3 separate regions of the Mus musculus genome follow, and all the other regions are linked to region 3. Evidence: chromatin loops called from intact Hi-C (ENCODE). Cell type or tissue: gastrocnemius. All regions are shown on one strand.

What was found. Peaks named below come from ENCODE experiments on the same cell type or tissue, not always from the same donor. Only the 100,000 strongest peaks of a DNase experiment are listed, where the experiment ranks them.
Region 1: a loop joins it to region 3, with 7 times the contacts of the local background. A loop is called at or near these places in 30 of 42 quality-filtered maps.
Region 2: a loop joins it to region 3, with 6 times the contacts of the local background. A loop is called at or near these places in 24 of 42 quality-filtered maps.

What each region holds. Positions count from the first base shown.
Region 1 is chr6:83,097,133-83,105,132 of GRCm38, forward strand. Ccdc142 (coiled-coil domain containing 142) reads left to right here and starts at 4,384. Exons shown (of 9, transcript NM_001081266.1): 1 at 4,384-5,506; 2 at 5,826-5,912; 3 at 5,988-6,137; 4 at 6,270-6,400; 5 at 6,480-6,593. The coding sequence starts at 4,552. In gastrocnemius, CTCF peaks have their summits at 152 (motif pointing left), 4,308 and 4,862 (motif pointing left); DNase peaks (open chromatin) are centred at 4,396, 4,875 and 5,288; H3K4me3 peaks cover 2,351 bases; H3K27ac peaks cover 2,108 bases.
Region 2 is chr6:83,050,434-83,058,433 of GRCm38, forward strand. It overlaps Loxl3 (lysyl oxidase-like 3), which reads left to right. Exons shown (of 14, transcript NM_013586.5): 12 at 1-11; 13 at 125-236; 14 at 367-2,133. The coding sequence ends at 440. It overlaps Htra2 (HtrA serine peptidase 2), which reads right to left and starts at 4,138. Exons shown (of 8, transcript NM_019752.3): 1 at 3,488-4,138; 2 at 3,180-3,384; 3 at 2,896-3,090; 4 at 2,605-2,637; 5 at 2,265-2,370; 6 at 2,040-2,109; 7 at 1,309-1,404; 8 at 833-1,201. The coding sequence starts at 3,993. The coding sequence ends at 1,036. It overlaps Aup1 (ancient ubiquitous protein 1), which reads left to right and starts at 4,088. Exons shown (of 12, transcript NM_007517.4): 1 at 4,088-4,399; 2 at 4,478-4,615; 3 at 4,696-4,846; 4 at 5,073-5,257; 5 at 5,465-5,537; 6 at 5,634-5,707; 7 at 5,935-6,001; 8 at 6,109-6,211; 9 at 6,326-6,445; 10 at 6,545-6,660; 11 at 6,843-6,961; 12 at 7,065-7,249. The coding sequence starts at 4,263. The coding sequence ends at 7,101. It overlaps Dqx1 (DEAQ RNA-dependent ATPase), which reads left to right and starts at 7,411. Exons shown (of 12, transcript NM_033606.3): 1 at 7,411-7,706; 2 at 7,997-8,000. In gastrocnemius, a CTCF peak has its summit at 4,870; DNase peaks (open chromatin) are centred at 3,278, 4,149 and 4,814; H3K4me3 peaks cover 3,710 bases; H3K27ac peaks cover 3,131 bases.
Region 3 is chr6:82,992,952-83,000,951 of GRCm38, forward strand. All of the region lies in intron 4 of M1ap (meiosis 1 associated protein), which reads left to right. Among named protein-coding and RNA genes, the nearest start is that of Gm32644, 26 kb to the right of the region's middle. In gastrocnemius, CTCF peaks have their summits at 3,881 (motif pointing right) and 4,082; DNase peaks (open chromatin) are centred at 3,899, 5,064 and 5,579; H3K4me3 peaks cover 1,003 bases; H3K27ac peaks cover 2,066 bases.

The sequences.
Region 1 (8,000 bases), 100 kb after region 3:
TGACCAGTATAACCTTGGGATTTTTAAAGATTTGCTTGGGAGTTGGAGAGATGGCTCAGTGGGTAAGAGCACTGACTGCTCTTCCAAAGGTCCTGAGTTCAAATCCCCACAACCACACGGTGGCTCACAACCATCCGTAATGAGATCTGACGCCCTCTTCTGGCGTGTCTGAAGACAGCTACAGTGTACATACATATAATAATAAATAAATCTTTTAAAAAAAGATTTGCTTATTTTATTTTGTGTTTAAGTGTTTTCTTGCATGTATGTGGGTGCAGCACATGCGTGCTTCATGTGTGTGAAGGTCAGACAAGGGCTTCTGATCCCCTGAAAGCAGAGTTGTGGATGGTTGTGAGCCACCATGTGGGTGCTAGGAACCAATCCCAGGTCCTCTATTAGAGTAGCAAGTGCTTTTAACAGCTAAGCCATCTCTCTAGTCTAATCTTATAAGGTTTAATAAACTTTGATCATCAAACATATGTATCATCTTTATATTCTATCCTTGTACAAGTTTACTCAGACCTCCTGTGATTTGGATTTAGTTTTCCCCTCTCTCTCTCTCTCTCTCTCTCTCTCTCTCTCTCTCTCTCTCTTTCAGTATAGAATAGAGTTTGTTCAGGGCATGGGGAGGGGAGTTAAGAGGGTAGCAGAAGCAGAGAAAGGCAGAGAGGAGGAGAAAGTAGAGAAATGGGGGCGGGCCATGGCTACGTGGAGAGAGGGGTGAAGGGAGTTGGGAGTAAGGGGGCAAGAGAGAAGCAAGAGCATAAGAGGGTAAGAGGGCTTTAGTCTTTCATTGTTTGGCTGCATTGTTTTTCATTCTTAGAACAAAATCTTTGTTTAAAAAGTCATACAAATCCTATCCTCATCCACAATATTCCCTTTTCTTTTCTATCCTTTTTACAAAAATATGACCTTATACTGAAATCACTGCCAACAGTTCTCCTATACTCATTTACTGCTTCTTTCTTATTTCATTCCCCCAGATAACAGACTTGGCGCCGTGTAACAAAGTAAGATCGCCTGTACACCTGCTTTAGCCACCAACCCTTTTCATCACAAGTCTTAGGCAAGCCTTTTCTTGGCTCAGATTTTGATAGCTTTTCTTTCTCTCTCTAGTTACAAAGAAAAATAGTTTATATTTTACCAAGAGCCTTGACAGATTGTCAAAATGACCTTGATGCTAAGGAAAACAATCTTGCAAACAAGAAATGGCAGAAAAGAAAGTACATACAGAGCCAAAAGTTTCTGCATGTTAACTTTGTAACTGCAATTTTAGATGAGACATTTATTAATGTCTTTTAATCCTCATTGGAAGGAGGGGCATTCTTTCTCTTTTTCTTTCTAAGCCAGGTCATCGCCTCTTGGCCCCTCCACTTGTAACACTGGATTTCTTTCTCCCTGGAGTCTCTCTTCTGTCTTATTTCCTTTGAGATTTCTGTTTGGTGATTTGGACCTTGGCTTCCTGGAGCCTTGCCTACCCTCATTAATCTGATTTATGGTTGTCAACAGTATCTAAGCTTTCTGCTTGAGTTTCTCCTTGACCCTTCTTACAAAGACCTTTTGCAGCCTCTGGAGAACTACATTCCTGCCTCTCTAGTCCTCCATCTTTTCTCTGTTTTCCTCAGTCTGTCTGCTTAGCGGTTAGTTACAAAGTGTAAATTTAGCATCCCTTACCCCAAAGGCACTTTTATGTTTACTCTCATATTTTTTTTTCATTTTGCTCTTAAGCCTTTCTATGAACACTGTGAGCCCACCTTCTTTTCCTGTTTTACATTAAGGCTTTTTTGCTAATGTCCCCTTGGTAGTGGCAGCCCCCTCTGACTGAAGGCCAACCTATTTCACACATTGTCCAAAGCTTGTCTTGAGACAGTTTAACACCATCTGTAACTTCGCATGTCTTATGTCTTCTACCTGGGATGTGCTTTCCCAGAAAAATGGGTTGGCTCTCTTGTCTCTTTTAGATCTTAGCTTAATTTTTTTTTTTTTTTGAGAGAGAAACCCCTTAATTCCACCTTACCCCCTGTTTATACATCTCGTGGGACAGGCTGTGTTATGTATGGATGGTGCCTCCACTAGATACTGCTGATTCATTGAAAAGAAGGATTTTTTTCATTATTATTGGTGTGTGTGTGTGTGTGTGTGTGTGTGTGTGTGTGTGTGTGTTTCTCCTTCCATCTTGTGAGGTCCAGAGATCAAACTTAAGTTGTCAGTCTCGGAATCGAGTGCCCTTATTGGCTGAGTCATCTCACCAGCCCTCTCAGAACAAAACAAAACATTCTAGTGGATGACTACATGTCTGAAATAAAAGGACGACTGTAAAAGGATTCTCAAGATTTTTTATTAAGCAAACAGAAGTTTGTGTTATGAGCCAAAACCCCAACAAAATAAAAGATAACTTTTAAATATTTTCTTCTTCTTCTTCTTTTTATTTTATTTTATTTTATTTTATTTTTTGAGACAGGATTTCTCTGTATAGCCCTGGCTGTCCTGGAACTCATTTAGTAGACCAGGCTGGCCTTGAACTCAGAAATCCGCCTGCCTCTGCCTCCCAAGTGCTGGGATTAAAGGCTTGCGCCACCACCGCCCGGCATTTTCTTCTATTTTTGAATTATATGTATCTTAGTGCGGGCATGTGCAAGCATGTGAAGGTGCCTCCAGAGACCAAAGATGTCAGAGCCCCCAGGAACTGGAGTTACAGGCTGTTTCAAGCCAACTGCACAGGGGTCCTCTACATGAGCAGTCAGGCTAAAGCACCTCTTCAGCTTCAATTAGTTAGTTTTGAGACTTCTTGACTTTGGAGGCAGGTGCTCATGAATCTACGGCGGGGGCCAATTTTTATGTGACCTGTAACTGATCAGTATTAGCTCAGGACCACCTGCCCCTGCCCCCTGCTCCAGACCAAGTTCTCAGCACAAAAGAAATTTATTTGCCCTAGAGTGACAAAGGGCAGGTAATAAGGGACAAAGACAGGAGATAGAGGACCAGGAAAAAGAGGAAGGGAACAAAGGAGAGGAGACAAAAGGGGCAAGGGTGTTTATCCTGGAGGACAAAGGACTACCTCTGGATAGAGAGGAGACAGTTGTGGCCCATAGACAAATGGAGTTATGATAGTAAAGGGGGAAACCCGGGTTAGGATGAGGTGTTTAATTTTGATCGGGTATGCTAATTAGGTAAACTAAAGGGGGCCTTTTGATTGCTGGACTTCAGTACTTTGATAGCCATACCTTGGTAGTCAGCCTTAGAAGAAGGAAGTGGCCAAATAAGGGAATAGACCTCTTGGCTAGTTTTAGAAATGTAACAATGTTTTTTGGTTTTGTTTTGTTTTGTTTTGTTTTGTTTTGTTTAGCAAGGCAGGGGGAATGGTTTTGCCAGAACAGTGCCCACATGAGAGTTAGCCAGAGTCCCTTCATAACCTGGATCTTTAGCCTGAGGACTTGTTGACTCTGAGAGTCTAGAAGTGAATGGCCAGGAAAACTGCTGTATATTTACTTAGTCTTTCGGTGATCCCATATCTGATCCTCTCTCTCCCTCAGTAACTGTACCAACTACTTCAGGAATCTAACCCCCTATCTCCAACCTTTTAAACCACTCTCAGAGGCTGGGTCTCACACTGTAGCCTAGGCTAACTTGAAAGTATGTTGGCCAAGTGTCGACCACCTCTAGACAACCCTCCTGCCTCAATCTCTTAGTGCTGGGCAGTAATAATATTCTTTTCCATGCTGTGGGGTCTTGTCCTCTGTTCACAATATATTCCCAAGCACTTGTAACTACTGCCTTGACCTCAAACTGGAGACCCTCAAATGCTCAATTTTGCCTGCTTAGAGCATTGCAGCAGCAGCAGCAGCCCGAGGACCCCTTGCTGTTCCTTTGCCTAAGATCTTTATGAGTAGGGTCCGAACCAGCTGCTTCCCAAAACTCTCAGAGATGACTGAAAGAAAACATAAAAGAAGTTGAAGCTGGCTGTGATGACACACATACACACTCTTAACTTAAGCCAGGAAGCGGAGGCAGGCTGACAACTCTGAGTTCGAGACCTGCCTGGTCTACATGAGAGTTTCAGGATAGCTAAGAACATACACAGTGAGATTCAAAGAGAACTGAACAACAACACGCCCACAAATGAACACGAAGACAACGATCAAAGCAAAAGCAAACTGAGGTCTCGCTTTCCTCTTTTCTGTAGTAGACCGCCGCAGGACCCCCAGAGGGCAGACTGCAGGAAGGCGGTACACTAGGAAGTCAGGGATGGCGGAGACATGGGTCTCCTGCTGTCAAGTCACACCTAGCTTGACTCTCCCTACAGCATTTAGCATCAGCGCCACCTCCCGTTAACGGTGACAGGAAAGTCTAGCTAGAATTTGATAGTCGTTAAGGGCCGGGAAAGAGTAAGTGGGTGGCCATCTTTGTTAGGGGCAGAGGTCGTGGCTACGGAGCCCCAGTAAGACCACGAGACTTCCGGCTAGCTGGTGAGTCCTGGCGCCCACGGGCGTGGAGTGCGACGGGAAGCGGGGAGGCGGCGAGCGTTAGGTTCGTTTGGGACTCGCCGTGCAAATGGCACGGGCGTCCAGCTCTAGTGGCCCTTTGCCTCCACTCGCTAACGTACCCTCGTCGTGGGCGCAGCCCGTGGGCGCTGGGGAGGAGCGGGACGAGGGGAGGCGTGGAGGGCTAGGGCTACTGGCTGCGGTGAGCGTCCCGTGCCCGGACTTCAGCAGACAGCCGTGGGCTCCCGCGTCTGCAAGCGGCCCGATGCCCTTCGCTCTTCAGCGGCTCCGGGCCACATTGCTTCGTCTGCACCGCGAGCGAGAGCAGCTCCTGCGGGCCCGGGACTGCGCCCGCCACCTGCAGGCGGTCGTGCGGCTGCTCCGCTCCGGCTCCTCGGCCGGTTCCCTCTCCCTGCAGCAGTTGCACGGCGATTTACAGCTGTGCCCATCTCGTGGGGCGGCTCTGCGCCTCGGCTTCCCGGGCTCCAGGGAGACGCTTCTCCTGACTCGCCCTGTCGGGCTAGCTGCCCAGCACTTGGAGGCTGCCATCGAGATGCAGCTTCGTTCACTGGGCCGGACACCCGCTAGCCTGGGCCTGACATCCCAGCTAGCCGAACTGTTGCTGGCCCTTCCCTTCTACCACACTCTGCAGGGACATTCCCTGAACTTCGTCCCCGGGGCCGCGCGCCCATTCCCCGCGGCCCGTGTGCTCCAGCTCCTGGCTGCAGAGCGGGGTTGTCAGGTGGCAGATAAGCTGGCTGAAGCCCGTGGCGGATCGGGCTTGCAGGAGCAGCTCCGTCGGCAGTGCGAGCAAGAGCGAGAGCTGCTGCCCGGGCTGCTGGGCCTGGTAGGGGGCGTGGCTAGCACCGACAGCAGCGGACTGAGGCTTGGGGGACCTGGAGCCCTGTGGAGCCAGTATTGGACCTTGCTGTGGGCAGCCTGTGCTAAGTGTTTGGACCTACGCGTGGGACCCTGGGAGGACCCTAGAGCAATGGCACAAGAGCTGAGTCAGGCACTGTGTCAAGGTAAGCGAGGGGTCCGAGCTGGCATTTGGAGGTTGTGGTGAGGGTGTCTTTTTCCCTTTACCCTCTCTCAACTCCAGCCTGTCAGCAAGCGCAGGGCCTTGAATGAATGAACTTCCCCGAGTTTAAAGTATAGCGTTTAGGGTTTCCCAAGGCCACGCAGCTTCCCATAGCAGTCTTTATTTAGGTTTTAGTCCACACTGGCCTGGGACGCTGGTCTCAGCCTCCTGCCTCCGGAGAGCCACCATGCCTGACTTGAGTGGAGTCGGCAGGGGCTGTCACCAGGGATTTGTTTCCAGGCTTCCTTCATTTCTCCCATCAGCACCCCTGCCTCAGGAGTGTGAGAAGGAGCTGTTGTCTCTGTGTCACAGCCTGTTTCACCAGTCTGTCATCTGCAGCTGGGACCAAGGTAAGGAGAAAAGGACATTGGGGTGACCCAAGGATCCTGTTGCGCACCCCCTCAGACTATATTTTGTCATGCCAGGGTTCTGCCAGGCCTTAGGATCAGCCCTGGGTGGTCAGAGCAGCCCTGCGTCACTGTCTCCTACCTCTGAGCTGCTGCAGCGGCTTTTTCCTCCCCTCTTGGATAGCCTTCGACAGCCCAGGCCAGAACTTAGGCTGTGTCCGCCTGCAGGTGAGACAGGAGGTGTGGAATGGGAGGGCAGGGGGCGGGGCAGTTGTTATCTTTTGCCTGTCCTCTGTTCTGAAGCTGGCCTTCTCCTGGAGGTGACCTATGAACCCTAGGGTACTGTCCTTCCCCTCCCAGGTCCTACGCCTGTCGCTCTGGGGCTCTGTACCCTGCAGACCACCTTGCTCTGGTTTGTGGGCAGAGCTCAGCAGCACCTGGCAGCGTGGGACCCCGGTTCCTTCTTGCTCCTGCTCCAGAAGGATCTGCCTGTGAGTGGCCCAGAGCTGGGAGGGAGCAGCCTCCCTCAGTGGCCTGAGCTGAGCCCTCCCTCTCTGTTTCTGCCCACAGCCTCTTCTGTCTGCGGTGGAGGCGCTGTCCAGCCTGGCCTCCGAAGCAGCGCTCACTCTGGAGGTGGAGCAGCAGCTGGGCCTAGAGATCCACAATTTGACTGAAAAGATGCAGGTGAGTGCAGAGACCTGAGAGTGGCAGCGTAAGTGTGTGCCTAGAGAACAGGGCTGGGGACCTTGCGATCTCCAATCTCCTTAGTCTCTGCTAAAGTTTTCTCTGTTGGCTTCTTGTTCTTTACTATGGAAAAAAATTCAAATATGGTCATAATAGTAATCAACTCATGGTCAGTTATGATTCATACTCCCTTGCTACTCCCTAATAGTGTTAGCCAATGACATCATTGTTTAGACTTATTTCATTAGCGACTGCATAATTATGTCTTTTACTTTTCCTAGTAGTGTTTAATTCATTATTCTCTTTAAAAGTGACATTTGTATATATTATTGTATATATATACATATACTATATATATACATACACACACATATACACACACTATATATATAGTATGTGTATGTATACATATACATACATTTGCTTGCCTCTGCTTCTTGAATCTGAGATTAGTGGCATATGCCCTTGCATCTGGCTTGCTTTATAGTTTTACTAAAGTAGCACATGTCTATATTTAAAGGGTGAAATGCAAGCTGGGGCTGTAGCTAAGCAACAAGCACTGCTGATCATGCATCATCGAACTTTTCTTTGATTCCAATCACGAGTGGGAAGGGGAGCAGAAGGAGGCAGCAAGATGATTCGTTAGTTATAGGTGCTTAATGCCAAGTCTGACAACCCCAGACCCATATGGGGTAAAGATAGAACTAATGACGGCAAGTTGTCTCTGCTGCATATGTGAGCATGCCAGCACATACACACACACACACACACACACACACACACTGCATATGTGAGCATGCCAGCACACACACACACACACTGCATATGTGAGCATGCCAGCACACACACACACACACACACACACACGAGAGAGAGAGAGAGAGAGAGAGAGAGAATGAAGTTAAAAGTATTTTTAAGCCCTCTAATGGGGAGATCAGCAGAACAGCTCCACTCCCCTCTGGGTTGGCTGTTTCTTCTCGCCCTTTCTCTGGATTATGTCAGGGCCTCATGTATGCCAGGTAAGATCCGTGACACCAAGCTATGTCCCCCATGATTTTCTTCTAGGTTTATGGACAGAGCTATTACTTCTGTCTTTATCTGTCCCATTTTGCACACCACTGCTTCCTGTTGCAAAATATAAGGTTATGTTTGTGTTCTCCTGGTGTGTTTGCAGGGCTCAAGTTGGCCCTGTCCTCCTGGTGTGTCTGCAGAGCTCAGGTTGGCCCTGTCCTGGTGTGTCTGCAGAGCTCAGGTTGGCCCTGTCCTGGTGTGTCTGCAGAGCTCAGGTTGGCCCTGTCCTCCTGGTGTGTCTGCAGAGCTCAGGTTGGCCCTGTCCTCCTGGTGTGTCTGCAGAGCTCAGGTTGGCCCTCTGCTCCTAGTGTGGATGCAGAGCTCAGGTTGGCCCTG
Region 2 (8,000 bases), 57 kb after region 3:
ACATTCTTCAGGTGCCTAGCATCTGCCTGAGCTTTCAGATGCTGGGGTTTGGGGTGAGTGATGAGGACACCTGTGACCTGTCGGAGTGCTGCTGGGTCACACCAGCTTTCTTCCTCACTCACAGGTCGTTATCAACCCAAATTTTGAGGTAGCAGAAAGTGACTTCACCAACAATGCAATGAAGTGTAACTGCAAATACGACGGGCATCGCATCTGGGTGCACAACTGCCACATCGGTAGGTAACAGATGAGATGGGTGAATGCAGGGCAGGAGGGAAAGGCTTCCATGCTGTCACTGCCCATGATGGGTGTGTGCTCTTGCCTCTGTGCAGGGACAGCCCCTCACAGTGCCTGTCTATTCTGCAGGTGATGCCTTCAGCGAAGAAGCCAACAGGAGGTTTGAGCGCTACCCTGGCCAGACTAGTAACCAGATCGTCTAAAATGCTACCACCCTCTCTGTAAACCACCACTGGCCCCCAATGGCAGGGGTCTGAGGCTGCCATTACCTCAGGAGCTTACCACAAGAACCCCTGATGTCAGCAGGCGCCCTACACTCAACCACCTGTGCACTACAGGCAACAAACTGTCAAACAGAAGTTGGTGCCTCCTTTACGGGGTCAGCTGTCATTACCTTTGGCCAACAAGCATGGAGAATCAGCCAACAGCCCCAGCAACAGACAGAACACACCACAAAGAACTGCCCCACACAGGATGGCAGCAGCTCATTCTCTTGAATAGGGGAGGTCAAGAGGGTCAGCTCCCATCGCTCTCCGTTCTCCTAAGGACCGCGTTACCTCTAGCCATTTGGTGGGGGAGAAGATCCAACCCCCACTTTTGACTGTAACATGTTGCTAGGTATAATTTTATTTTATATAAAATGTGTTCTTCGGAGCCCAGGACTGATGCAGCGGTTAGAGGGACTTGCCCTCCGCAGGTTCACTGACTCCTCCTCTACCCACATGCACTCAGAACCTAGGCTAGGAAAGCAAGGAGGAGATCAGGGCAAGAGCTTCACACTCTTGCCGGTCCAGTCATTCATTCTGTGACCTCGGGGGTCACATATAAGGTCAGTGTCTCTGATCCGCGCCGGATCCGCACTGCCAGCTGTGATTGGGTTCGAACAGCTTCATAAACATCTTCAGCATTTTGTGCCAATTTCTCCCCAATGGCCAAGATCACATCACCAGGCCGCAGACCAGCCCTGTGGAGGATGGACGGGGCAAGGAGAGAATAGACAGAGAAGTTCAAGGATACATCCACCCATCCCATCCCACCCAACCCCCCCCCCCAGAGCACGCTCCCCATCACCTGTGTGCGGGGGAGCCCAGGATAACTTTATGAATGAGGACACCATGCTGAACATCAGGGAAGCTTGGCTCACGGAGCTGTAGTTCAATAAGGATGCTGAAAGGGCACAGACACTATTAGCTCCACACAGGCCCTCTCCCATCTTAATAGTTCACCTTCTGCCTTCTAGAGCTTAGGAAGTGGGATATACACATAAAAGATAGCTAATTTCGAAAGATACATGGTGTTGATCAACTTCACTTCTGTCATCCTGAAGGGTTAGAACTTAAGCTGAGCCTAGAAGGGTGGGTCCTACCACCTTACGAAATAAGGTATTGAGACATAGAAGTGGAAAATGAAAGTAGTTCCGAAGAAACGGCAAGCTGTCTGGAAGGATAACGAGATGGGTGGGAATGGGCGGGAATGGGCCTCCAGTGCTAGGTCAATGTTGGCTTTACATCACAGCAATAGCAGGATGTACTCAATCTACTGAAAGATCCAGATGCAGTGGGATGAGAAAGTTATGAGAGGGAACAGTGCTTGTGACAGAAGACAACAGCTTATCTTAGGAAAAAACAGACATGAGAGAAAACCCAAGAAAAGGATAGGGTGTGTGTATGGTGTGTGTGTAGGGGTGTGTGTGTGTATGTATGTATAGGTGTATATATATATACATATATATAGATATATGTATATATCACCACACTAACATACATATATATGTATATGTATATATCACCACACTAACATACCTGGGAGTCAGGGTCAGCATCATCACTCCAATGTAGCGGCGCTGGGACCCACTGGTTCCAAACCAGGAATCTGTAATAAAAGAGGACAAATGAACCGCCCCCCAGCTACATTCTTTCCCTTACTTTCTACCAGCACACCCCTCTATACCAAGCCCCAGTGAATGCCCTCCCCTAAGTCCCATCCTCCATTTTAAAGGAACCCCTTTCCCTGTAAGACAGGCTCACTTTTCTTTTCCCCGCGATGCAGAAACTCCCTAAGGCGATCAGAAGGGATGGCAAAGGAGATTCCAGCTGTCACCTTCATGGTGTTCACTCCAATCACCTCCCCATCCTGCAGGGACACAGCCCCCTGTCCCCTAGCCCACACAGATGGCAGAGGATGGGGGCACCTGAACAAGAGTAGCAAGGATTTGGGGACAGAAGTCTGTCTGTCTGTCTGTCTGTCTGTATACCAGGAGAGGAACAAGAGACTAGAGACTTAGCTAAAATTCCCTAAATCAGAGGAAAACCCACACTTCCCACACTAACCTGGGGCATGGATTCTTAGAAGAACACGGACACTCACCAGGTTAACCAGGGGACCACCAGAATTTCCAAACTGTGAGATAAAATGAAAGAAAACATCAAAAAGATCTGGAATCCCATGCTCTGGGAATTCTAAGACCGAGGACATAAACAGGGTGTAGGGAAATTTTTCAAATTCCATTCCTAGCACATGAACTAGAGAGGCTGCCTTTTGCAGCCCAACCTCTGATACAGGCCCAGTCACCACCACGTGTCAGTTGGTGCTCATACCCAACAGCTGTTCTCCCCAATTCCAACCTTAGCACCTAATTTCCCTCATATCAGGACGCACATCAATAGCTGCATCGGTCTGAATGTATTCCACGTTGTTTTGAGGGAGTCCCAGGTCCCTGGCTGGGCGCTGAGCAGAGCTGACAATACCAGATGTGATCGTGTTCTGCAGTGCAAAGGGGCTTCCCATGGCAACAACAAACTCCCCTTGCCGGACATCAGCAGAGCGGCCGAGGGGCAGTGTGGGAAGAGGCTCCTTAAGGGAAACAAGGCCAGCAAAACTGGTCATTTTAAGAAGGGAGCAAGAGAACAGCTGCCATCAGATCTGGCCTACTCCATCCCCACCTTGGTTTGAATCCTCAGTGTGGCAATGTCTGCTACGGGATCCACAGCTGTGACCATGGCCTCATAAGTATCCCCGCTAGGCAGCCTCACTCGTACTCGGCGCCGATCAGCCACCACGTGGGCGTTGGTAACGATGAGCCCATCTGAAGCCACTACGAATCCTGATCCGTTTGAGATGGGGACTTCACGGCCGGAGAAAGGGTGCCTGGGATGGGGAAAGTACCCATTACACTGCAGCTTCCACCTCATCCTGCTCCCTTGCCTTCACTAACGGCAGTTCAACACCTCCTGGTCAACTTCACCATTACCGGTCTAGGATCTCGATATAGACCACAGCAGGGGCTGTCTTCTCCACCACATCTGCGATGAAATTGTACTGGCTCCGGGGAGAAGTGGGTGGCGGAGCAGGAACAGCAGCCAGCACCGTGGAAAGACCCCGACCCCAACCCCACAACAGCAGCACCACTGCACCTCCTGCGCCCACCGCCACCGCCAGCCATTCGCGCCGACGGCTTCCAGGGCTCCTGCGGGCCTCCTGGTCACTGGAGCCTGAAGTCCCCACATTCAATCGTGCCCAGAGATCCGGGGTCCTAGACGTCAGATCTGCCCGTGATGCAAGGAACCCCTCAGGCACCTGGGCCGGGAGACTGGGGGTCCCATAAGTCATCCAGATCTGAGAGTCAGGAGTTCCTGACGTCAGCAGAGCCCGGAGGTCAGGAGCTAACAGGGGAGGCTTCCTCCAGAAGATGCCCCCCAAAGCCCGCCATGCCCGAAGGCTCCAGTTTGCACCCCGCCCCGCTTTCAGCGCAGCCATCAGCTCCGCCTCGACTCTCCTCGCCCGCCCTACTCAGAGGCGGTCCTCTAGAACCCGGCAAGCGGTCTAGGAGAAGCAGGGCACGACGGTAGCTGTTCAGCGCATGCCGGGAAACGTAGTCCCGTCAGGACGCGCTCCTCTCCAGCATACGCACACGCTCACACACAAACACACACACATACACACACATTCCCCGGGGCCGCGAGGCATGCTGGGAACGCTAGCCCTTCCGGGGCGCCTCCGGGCCTCAGGTTCTGGCGTCTCGGCGGATGCCCAAAGACTCCGCCTTCCCAGGGGCCCCCGCGGCCCTGCGAAGATGGCGGCGACAGCGGCCCCGCTCTCCTGAAGCGGCTGCGATGGAACCTCCCCCAGCTCCGGGGCCGGAGCGGCTCTTTGACTCGCACCGGTAAGCGCTGCGGAGGGAAGAGACCGGTCAGCGCGTCCTGTCAGCTTCGGCGCCTGATCGCGTCGCCTCTCGCCACAGGCTCCCGAGTGACGGCTTCCTGCTGCTCGCGCTACTGCTCTACGCGCCGGTCGGCCTCTGCCTCCTGGTCCTGCGACTCTTCCTCGGGCTCCACGTCTTCCTGGTCAGCTGCGCTCTGCCCGACAGCGTCCTCCGCAGGTGCGGACCGCGGCGCCCGGGGGAGCATCGGGGCTGGGCTGGGCTCTGGACCGCACGGTCACCGCCGCCTGTGTCCCCAGGTTCGTGGTACGAACCATGTGTGCGGTCCTGGGGCTCGTGGCCCGGCAGGAGGACTCCGGACTCCGCGATCACCGCGTCAGGGTCCTTATTTCCAACCACGTAACACCTTTTGACCACAACATAGTCAACCTCCTCACCACCTGTAGCACCGTGAGTGGGGGGCGAGGCCGAGAGCGCCACCGGGTGGCTCCCCAGGCCCAAGCTCAAGGCTCCCCTTTACCCATTGGGATTCTCTTGGGGAACACCGAGCCTTTCCCCCAGCCCCTTAATCGCCACCTCACGTGTCACCCTTTTCCTCTTTCTTTCTGTCTTTTCCTTTCTCTTTCTCTTTTTGACATTTCCTTCCATTCTTCTTGCTTTTTCTCCCCGTTCTCAGCCTCTACTCAATAGTCCCCCCAGCTTTGTGTGTTGGTCTCGGGGCTTCATGGAGATGGATAGGCGGGTGGAGTTGGTGGAGTCACTCAAGAAATTCTGTGCTTCCACGAGGCTTCCGCCCACACCTTTGCTGCTCTTCCCCGAGGAAGAGGCCACCAATGGCCGAGAAGGGCTGCTGCGTTTCAGGTGGGTAAGCGCAGGCATCTGGCTCCAGTTGAGTGGGTGCCCTAGTTCCTTTCCTGTCTGCCCACTTTTAGCCCTGCCCTCGAAATTCTTAATTCCTCAGTTGTCTGCTTATGGAGTTGGACAGTTTACTAGTTTAAGTCAGATATAAGTGGTTGGCTGGGCTAGGCTGAACTCCCATACTACTCGCTCTCTCTCCCTCTCTCTTAGTTCGTGGCCATTTTCTATTCAGGACGTGGTACAACCTCTTACCCTGCAAGTTCAGAGACCCCTGGTCTCTGTGGTGAGTGCATGCTGGACAGGGACTACTCTGGGGTCTGGAAGGGAAGTTTCCCACCTGTGGCCCTGGCTTAGACCTCACTTCATGCCCTCCCCTCAGACGGTGTCAGATGCCTCCTGGGTCTCAGAACTGCTGTGGTCCCTTTTTGTTCCTTTCACGGTGTATCAAGTAAGGTACTAACTGTCCTCCGTTTTTGGTGGCTGGGAAGGTGTTCACCTCAAGGGCATGGAAGTAGTGACCACTATCCTGTCTGCCTGTGGTTTGTTAATGTCGAAGTTCTAACAGAAGCAACACTTATCTTCATCTCCCTACTCTCCCCACCACTGTTCCAAGATAAATGGGGAAGGGCCATACCCTTAGCCCCTGTCGACTTAACAGGGCAGGGCTCTGGTTTTTGTAGGTGGCTTCATCCCATTCGTCGACAGCTAGGGGAAGAGAGTGAGGAGTTTGCGCTCCGTGTACAACAGGTGGTAGTGAACAGGGGTGTGGTGGAAGTGGGGGGGTCCCTCCCTCCTGGGGAGAAGGGGAAGAAGACCTGACGAGGCTACAGCTATAACCTTCCAATTCTCCCTAGCTGGTGGCCAAAGAATTGGGCCAGATAGGGACACGGCTCACTCCAGCAGACAAAGCAGAACACATGAAGCGACAAAGACACCCCAGATTACGCCCCCAGTCAGGTGTGTGATCTGGGCACAAAGATGCTTGCTGCGCTTGGTGGTTTTGCTTCCCTCCTTACGCGTGTCTGCCTCTCTCAGTAATCCACTCACCTCATTTTTTTTTCTTTTAAACAGTGCAGTCTTCTTTTCCTTCTCCTCCCAGCCCTTCTTCTGATGTGCAGCTGACCACTCTCGCTCACAGAGTCAAGGAGGTTCTGCCCCATGTGCCATTGAATGTCATCCAGAGAGACCTGGGTATGGGAAAGGGTAGCATCACAGAATGGCAGACACAGGAAAATGGGTCTCAACAGAGAAGGGGTACAGGGAGTGGACACTCTGCCCCTCTCTTCCCAGCCAGGACTGGGTGTGTAGACTTGACCATCACAAACCTGCTCGAGGGGGCTGTGGCTTTCATGCCTGAAGATGTCACTGAGGGATCTCAGTCCCCGCCTGCACCCTCTGCCCCAAAGGTGAGACCTGGAGTAGTCAAGGCCAAGACTTAAGGGCAGGTCTGGGCAGTCTCTGCTCCCTCTCCCTGACTTCTCGCCTTGATGTTGAGACCCTAGCACAGTGCCTCTCTTGCAAAGTAGGCATTCGATGGGTGTATAATGATGATGACTTCGCAAGCCCTCTGACATTGTGATCACCTCAGTTCCCCAGCTCGGGCCTGGCGACCCCTCAGCCCACAGCCCTAACGTTTGCCAAGTCTTCCTGGGCCCGTCAGGAGAGCCTGCAGGAGCGCAAGCAGGCACTGTATGAATATGCAAGAAGGTGAGAGGGTTAGAGGACAATATGTGAGAAAGAACAAGTTGGAGAAAGGCCTGATGAAGCTGATGTGACAAAGCCTATACACTCTCTCCCCCATGTCCCACAGGAGATTCAGAGAGAGACAGGCCCAGGAGGCTGAATGAGCCCAAAGGAACAGGATGGTACCCAGAGCCGCAGGACGGAGACTGGGGGCAGCCCTCACCCAGCTAACAACAGGCCGGATGAGTGGGTGGTAAAAAGGGAGGGATGGGGCTCCCCCAATCTCACATTAAATTCAGGGTTTTCACTCAAGGTCTCTGTTGCCTCTTTGGGTTTCAAAAGCCCCTTGAGCAGGTTTCTTTTCCTGGGTTGAAGACTACAATATGGGTGAGAATGGTCAAAATGGAACTGTGAAATTACACTAAACTGAAGACAAAACAACTGGATCCCAGCTCAATTATAGTGTAGGCTGTCACTCCAAAACTACAAGTCCCAGAATGCATTTCATGACTATAGTCATATAGGCTCAGTTATACAAGCTCAGGGTGGCATCAGGAACCTGCTTTCCATAGGTTCCTAGCTAAGCTGACCAAGGTGGAGCAAAAGGCCCCTCCCCCCAAAATAAAGCTCTGGGATTGGAGTTTGAGCTCAGCCTCCCGGATGGGGCCGGAATTTACCTTTGTACTCCAGGGAGGCCTGGGTTGGTGTGCCTGGCTGGGTGTGTCCAGAACTGGCTGCCATCCTGACCGTGTCCCAGAGCTGCTGGCAGGTTTGAATCCAGAATCATTAATGGCCCTACCTACTGTCCCCTTCTCTCATCTCCAGATTTCTTACTTTTCCCCACTTGGGCCTTTCCCACAGATGACTGCTTCTTGTAGCTCCTGCTGCCACCGTGGGTCCCTGTGCTAGTCACAGATCTTTACTACTCAGGGATCCCAGCTACAAACAGGGTGAAAGTCCACTGGTGATGTCCTCTTAGAGACACCCAGCACGGTTTCCTGGGAAGGATGGACCCCAAGGCATTCTCCCCTGTGGGATAACGTTGGGGATCAAGCTGAGATGG
Region 3 (8,000 bases):
TTATCTTTCATATTTTCTGTTCCTCTATTGACATTTCTTATATTTCTTTTTTAAATAATTTATTAATTTATTTTTATTTCACGTGCATTCGTGTTTTGCCTGGATATGTTTCTGTGTGAAGGTGTTGGATCCCCTAAACCTGGAGTTACAGGCAGTTGTGAGCCACCACGTGGGTGCTGAGAATTGTACCTGGGTCCTCTGGAAGAGCAGCTTAGCACTGAGCCATCTATCTAGCCCCTACTTCTTATATTTCTATTTATTGTGAACATACTTTCAATTCCTCCTTAAGAATTGTTTCAATTATGCCAATTGAATTATTCAATTCAATAAGATTCATATCTGGTAAGGGCAATATTTTTATCATGTAAAGACTTGAATCTGTGATTTGTGTTTTCTTTTGAGACTGAGTCATAGTTTTCTTCTATATGCCAAAAACATTTCAATTAATTTGGTTTGTGAATGTTAGGCTATAGAGATTTTAAATTCTGTTATGTTGCTTTGGAGTGTCTGTTTTGTCAGACAATCAACTTTGTTAGGCTCAGACTGCCACCTGTTGCACCTACAGTGAACCAATACTCAGATTCTCAGACCCACTCTTCCTGTGTTTGTTTTGCTTGTAGTAGTAGTAGTAGTTGTTGTTGTTGTTGTTGTTGTTGTTGTTGTTGTTGTTGTTGTTGTTGTTGTTTGAGACAGAGTCTTATTAGGTAGCCCTGGCTGCCATGGAATTGCCTATGTAGACTAGACTGGCCTTCAACTCACAGAGACCTATCTGCCTGCCCCTGCCTCCTGAGTGCTGGGATTAAAGACATTTGCCACCCTGCCTGGCCTCAGTCCCATTCTTTAAGCCTAAACTCCAAGCTGTTTTCAGTTTTCCCCACACTGTAGTACAAGGGCCAGCCAGGGCCTTGGGCTGAGCTAAAGCACTCTCTGGCTCTCTGGCTCTCTGTTTCAGTGGACTTCTTCCTCACTGTCTTTTAACTGGTGAGGTGGAAGCAGGAGCATTCCAGCGGCTTCCTGGCCAGGCAGCCTGGCCCAAACAGTAAGCCACTCACTCAGTGAGAAACTCTATCTAGAAATAAGGCAGAGAGCAATAGGGGAAGACTGATGTTCACCTCTGGCCTCCACACATGCAATCACAGGATCATGCACACCTGCACACATACATACACTCCCATACACAAAAATGAGGTGGGGGGGTTAATTAAAATCTAAGGCAAGTAAAGGTACTTTCTGCCAAGCGCAAAATCCTGAGGCTCCATACCCTAGTTCAATCGCTAGGACTCACTCGGTGGAAGAAGAGAGCCAGCTCTTGCAAGTTGCCATCTGACTACCCCATGCACACCATCACTCACTCACACACCCACCACACACACACTCACACACACACAAATAAATGTAATTTTTAATTAGTGTAGTTGGCAATATAAAAAGCCCTATGATGTCAAGGGACTTATAACATGGGGGAACTGATATCTAAACACGAAGAGGGGAATTTGTAGATACCTTTGGAATTTGTATGTGTTTGCTTTTGAGTCATCAGTTCCTCTTTCATGAACCCAGTATCCTGAGAAAACTCTTGCAGTGAGTCAAAAATGCAGACCCATGCAGAAGTACAGTCACAGTCATGCAACCTAGGTGTGTGCACGTGCTTTGGGGGGGTGGGGTGCATGCACACACACGCGCACGTGCTTTGGGATTTTCTTTGTTTTCAGAGACCTTTTCAACTTTGTCTGATTCAACCTAGCTCACTCTGCAAGCCTGGCGATCCAAGTTCAATCCCTGGACCTCACAGTGACGTTAGAGAACTGACTCCCAAAAGTTGCCCTCTGACCTCCACACATTTGCACCCTGCACACTTGCCACACATGTGTAGCAGTGTGCGCATGCTCACACACACGTAATAACGGCAATAATTTATGAATACAATGTTAAATGTTTAAAGGAGACAAGCACAGTGCTGTGGCTGTTGGGGCTGTGCCATCAGCCCTGCCCTTTCCCCTCTCCTTACCACGGTGCCTATGAAACCACTACTTCCCAGCCAGCTTCAACACTTTTAACTTTGAAAGTTATGTTAGTTTACATTAAATACTCTTAAGCTATATAATACATAAATTAATATCTGCAGGAGGAATAAAAGACTTTTGTTTTAAAACATGGCCTCTTTATGGGACAGAGACTGCCCTGGTACTCAGGAGCCATCCCATAGCCAAATTCACAGCAATTCTGTGCCAGCCTCCCTAGAGCTGCGACTATAGGCATGTGCTCCCATGAAGAAGTCTTAAATATCTCCTAAGACTAGTGTTTAGCAAGCCAAATACTACTTTATCTGTTTTTATTCTTTGCTGATGTGGGGGGTATGTGTAGAAGCCAGAGCACAGCAGTGCCATCCTCAGGAATGCCACCCACCTCCTTTGACACAGGGTCTCTGCTGGTTCTAGAGTTCACCACCGAGACTAGACTGGCTATCCAGTGAGCCCAGGTATCCTCCTGCCTCCACACCACCATGCCCTAGCATTTTCACATTAGTTCTGGGTTTGAACTCAGGCCCTCATGCTTGAGAGGCAAAACCCTTACCAACTGAGCCATCTCTCCAGCGCCAGGTAATATTTTAGACTTTGGCACACCTCAGTCACTACTAAGTGACATCTTTAACATAGAGTCGTCTTCTTCTTCTTCTTCTTCTTCTTCTTCTTCTTCTTCTTCTTCTTCTTCTTCTTCTTCTTCCTCTTCTTCTTCTATGATATGAAAATGGGACCGTTGTTTAAGAACTGTAGTTAAAGCCGGGAGTGGTGGCGCACACCTTTAATCCCAGCACTTGGGAGGCAGAGGCAGGCGGATTTCTGAGTTCGAGGCCAGCCTGGTAAGTAAGTTCCAGGACAGCCAGGGCTACACAGAGAAACCCTGTCTCGAAAAACCAAAAAAAAAAAAACAAAAAACAAAAAACTGTAGTTAGGCTCTGGAGAGATGGCTCAGCGGTTAAGAGCACTGACTGCTCTTTCAGAGGTCTTGAGTTCAATTCCCAGCAACCACATGGTGGCTCACAACCATCTGTAATGAGATCTTGTAAGGGCACTCTTCTGGTGTGTCTGAAGACAGTATACTCACATATATCAAATAAATAAATCTTGAGAGAGAGAGAGAGAGAGAGAGAGAGCTGGGCCATGGTGGCACATGCCTTTAATCCCAGCACTTGAGAGGCAGAGGCAGGTGGAACTCTGAGTTTGAGGCCAGCCTGCTCTACAAAGTGAGTTCCAGGACAGCCAGGGCTACACAGAGAAACCTGTCTCAGAAAAACAAACAAACAAACAAACAAACCTGTAGTTAAGATATATTTTTCTTCCAATTTGGATCACATACTTCACTAAAAAGAAAAAAGTGAAAGAAACGGCAAGACTTTGAGCATCTCAAATGTTCACATCACTGTAGATGTAGACTTCCTCAGCAGCAACTTTTTAATCTTTATTCCCAAGAGCTGCATGGCACTTAAAAGTCTGCAATGCTTCTAGGTGACCAGTGTCCTTATTTCATATCCAGTGGGCTCTCAGCCTAGCCATCACTATCATTTCCAGCTCAGAGGAATAGCTACTTTCCTGTTGCTGTGATGAAATACCATGACCAAAGCAACTTAGAGAAGAAAGTTTGTTTGGGCTTATGGTGCACAGGGGGCTGAGTTTACAATGGTGAGGAATAGCATGGCAGCAGGCATGCCGGCAGGAGCAGGAAGCCGAGAGCTTCAGCCACAAACACAAAGAAAAGAAGAGCAAGCTGGCTGTCGGGTCAGTCCTTAAGCTCTTCAAGCCCATTCCCAGCGAAACACTTCCTCCAGCACCCACGTGGCAGTTCATAATAAATCCAAGTGAAGGCTGTCACTGCTGTGGCCACTAGGGGGCAGAATAAGTCCACACATAGACTGTGGATGCCACCTCCTATGGCTTACAGGGACTCAGGCAAGGTTGTTCCAATGGTTAGCTGTAGTTTCGAGCGGCACCGCGTCAAGGGGCCTGTTTCATCAGATGCGTAATGCCTTGCTTTCTGGGAGGAGCTATGCTTCAGTATTATCTAAGAAGAACAATATCTCCTTCCCAGCTCTCCCGTTTAGCACATTTAGTTATGTTTGTGAGCAATGCTGCAGTGGGCGCTGCTGTTCTAACCCAGAGGAAAGCAGAAGCCAAGGAGGATGACCTAGCAAAACACAGTTTGAAGAAAAAGGAAAGTACCTTTTTTTTTCTGCCCATGAGAGTAGGGAAGAGTAGAAGGGCCGGGCGTGTGGCACAGTTACTAGCATGCTTGCCTTACATGCATGAAGCCCTGGGTTTGACCCTCAGCACCACATAAACTATGGTGTGGTGGTGAATGCCAACCCTCATCATCCCCACAACTTGAGAAGTGGAGACAGGAAGATGAGAAGGGCAAGGTCATCCTTGTCTATATAATGAGTTTGAGACCAAGCTGGACCATGTGAGACCCTGTTTCATGTCAGAGTGACAGCAAGAAAGGGAGGGAAAGATAAAGAAATGGAAGAGGAACGGGAGGATGAAGGCAGTGGCTGACCTACTGCATGCTGTTCTTAAACAACGTACACTGTAGTGTGTTATGATAACTAGGAAATAGGTTCTAGTGTCCCTGCTGCTCCCAAAAACACACAACTAACAACATCCCAGGCACAGCTCAAGTCCTGATCTTGCTACTAAATCACACTGCCTTTCAAAAACTCGGGGAAATAAAGCCTTCAACAGAAATAAATTAACAAGTATGATTAATACTGCACAATGAAGCTCACAAGCACCCCTCCGTTACTAATTAAAGCAGACAAGGAAAGATCATATGAGCACAGCTCCTGGACAACGTTCTGAGTCAAAGGCTGGAGGAGGTGCAAGGCCTCGGATTAACAGAGTAATAAAAGCCCTAAGGAAGGAAGGAAGTCACGTGACAAGGAGACTAACTTAGCTGAAGCAGAAGGGTCACAGGAAAAGCAATGGGAGTGACAGGCCTCTGCCAAGGCCCCAGCTGGGGGATGGGGCAGGATGGACATGAAAAGAAGCCTGCACTTAAATGGGGAAGATCAAATGTGTGACAACACAAACTATACAATGAGCTATCTGCCTCGCCATCATCACCTACACATGAAGGGTGGGTCAGGACAGGTACAGGTGGCATTTGAACTGGATCTTGAAAAACCAGGGTGTCAACGGGGGCAATGGGGAGGAGCGCCCTGGACCATCACAGAGGAAGAGGAAGGCGGAGTCTCTGAAGAGTGATGGCTCCACGAGGAGGTGACAATAGAATTCAACCTGAGCCCTTAGGAGGAGCAGCCAGTGCTTGTCCCTGAAAGGATGCCATTTCTTCTGAGACAGCAGAATCAAGGTTCCAACCTGAAGCCCAGCACCTCTGTGGGGATGACACGAGAATCTCTTCAAACAAGAAAACTCTGCTGTTACTCTCCCCCAGAGTGTGTGAGTTAGGAGGTGAGAAATGAAGGCTGGAAAGATGGCTCCACAGTGACAAGCACTGGCTGCTCTCCTGGAGGACCCGGGTTTGAGTGCCAACAATTCCCAGCACTCACAAGGTGGCTCACAGCCACCTGTAACTCCAGTTCCAGGAAATCTACTGCCATCTTCTGGCCTCTGTGAACACCACACACACATGGTCCCCCACACGTGCACGTAGGCAAAAAACACCTATACACACAAAAATACATGAAATAAACTTTTAAAAAGTTAGAAACACTAACAATGGACAGTGCTGAGAAGACTGCCTGCCTGACTCATCTGGAGAACAAGGCAGGGCGTTCTCCATTGTACAACACGTGCTGCGTTCAAGAACCCGTTCCTCAGAGTCGTTTTTTTTTTTTTTTTTTTTTTTTTTTTTTTTTTTTTTGCCTGCACCCTCAGACATGTCGCTTCCCAACCTCAGAACTAATGGAAAAGCCGAACATTTTAGAGAGGGAATTGTCACTGCGGTAATCCACAAGAACAGAGGTGACATCCACATCTCTGCCGCTGGGACACATCTAGGAACCTGAATCTTTGTTGCTTCCTCTCTTAGTGTTCCATTTCTGATGAGTTTTCTCCCTACCCGTCCTCTAAGCCGTGACGAAACCATCAGCAAAGCTACAGCAAAACCTTGAGGCCTGCACGCCCCCCTCGTGCATAGCGTCACGCTTATCTTCTGGTCTAGCTTTAGCATATTTGCTGTTAAAAAAAAAATTCTCCTTCATTTCTTTCTTTGACCTTTCTTTAAAAGATACAGTTTCACTGTGTTTCTCTGGCTGACTTGGAAGTCTCAGTGTAAAATAGGCTGGCTTTGAACTTACAGAGATCCACCTACCTCTGCCTCCTGCATGCTGGGTAAAGCATGGGCCACCACACCCAGCTTCATCCCCTTCTTCTCAGCAGAACTACTTTTCCTTGGCCTCGCCATTCCATGTTAGCTGTACAGTTTTAGAAAACCCTTTTCAATGTTGTTGTTGATGATGTTGTTGAGTGATGGTGGTGGTGGTGATGATGATTCTATGAAGAATGATGTCTTGTCCCCTCCCGCTACCCATCAGGGGAGTTCCCAATCTTCTACCCTTTATACTTACTTCTCTGAGACTCTCGGGGTTTGGTTTTTTTTATATATATACTTTATGTATATGAATGTTTTGTGTGTACATGTACCACATGTGTGTCTGGGGAAGCCAGAGGGTGGTCAGTTGGATCCCCTGAACAGGAGCTACAGGCAGTCATTAGCCAAATGCAGGCGTGGGGAAATTGAACCCAGGTCTCCTGAAAAAGCAGCCAGTGCTCTTGACCACAGAGCCACCTCTCCAGCCCCTCAAGTCCATCTCTCTAGCTCTATCCTTGCCTTGTTGCTTTCATAGTTCTTTTGCCTCACTAAGGACCAGCCACCCCCTCACTGTGTTTGCCTCTGTCGTCACCAGACGAGCCACATTAGTTATTTAAATGCTGCTCTGGCAATATCTTGTGCTTATTATTCTAGCACCATAAAACACAATGGAGCGGACAGGAGTCTGAGACGGAGTTCTCAAGGCTGCTGCTTTAGAAACTCAACAGGGACAGAGAGAGTTGTGTGTCCCTGATGAGATGAACGAAACAGCTAGAAATGAATGAATCTGCATAACTGTTTAGCAGAGTTGATCGTGCTGGCCAGGGAAAAAAAAGTGTACTGTACTTGCTATCCCTGTGGGAGACAGGAGAAGTCCTTGAATGAATGTGAAGTCATCTCACTCCCTGCGCCTCCTGCGTTGGAGCCAGCACCATGGACTGAACCTTCTTTGTTCCTGAGGTGGAAAAGTCTGCCGCCTCTACCAACCTCTCCTCAGGAATGTCGCTCTAGAAATAACCTGCCTGGCATTCGCGAGTCATACACAGAAGTTATTCATCCAAACCCTGGCTTTTCTTAGGCCCTTTGTATCTCAGTGGACCCTCAGGGTCTCTCCTCAGCTCTTCCCTCCCCGCCTCTGTCCATGCCTCCGCCACTACCTTCTCTCTGGCTTTCCCTGACCTTTACTTGTAGAAGCAGATGCCAGCGTCAGAGGTAGAACTGGCTGACTTCAGAAGTGCCCCCAGGAAAGCCTGTTAACTCACCTACCCAGGGCCTCTCATCACACAGCAGCCTAGCCCCTCACCTTGGATGCCAATCACACTTGTGAGACAGTGTGCCAATGAGTTACTCTGTAATCTGTACGATAAGGTAGGGCCAATATAATAGTTCGCCTTTTTTTTTTTCTTTTAAATGTTAAGATTCATTTTAACAGAAGTAATAATTAAACACATTTTTACTAAAAATGATAACATAGAACTGATATGTCCCTCGTTAATAACTAACGAGGGTTGCGGGCCGACCAGCAGCTCGAGAGGAACGGTTCAATTGAGATGGCAGCTTGGGCTGAAAGAGAGGAACTAAACGAACGGAAGAAAGAACAGAGCCAAGTCAAAATCAACTCTGATCAAAGCTCAATTTTACTATTCCAACATGCAGTTATGAAGGAGGGGAAG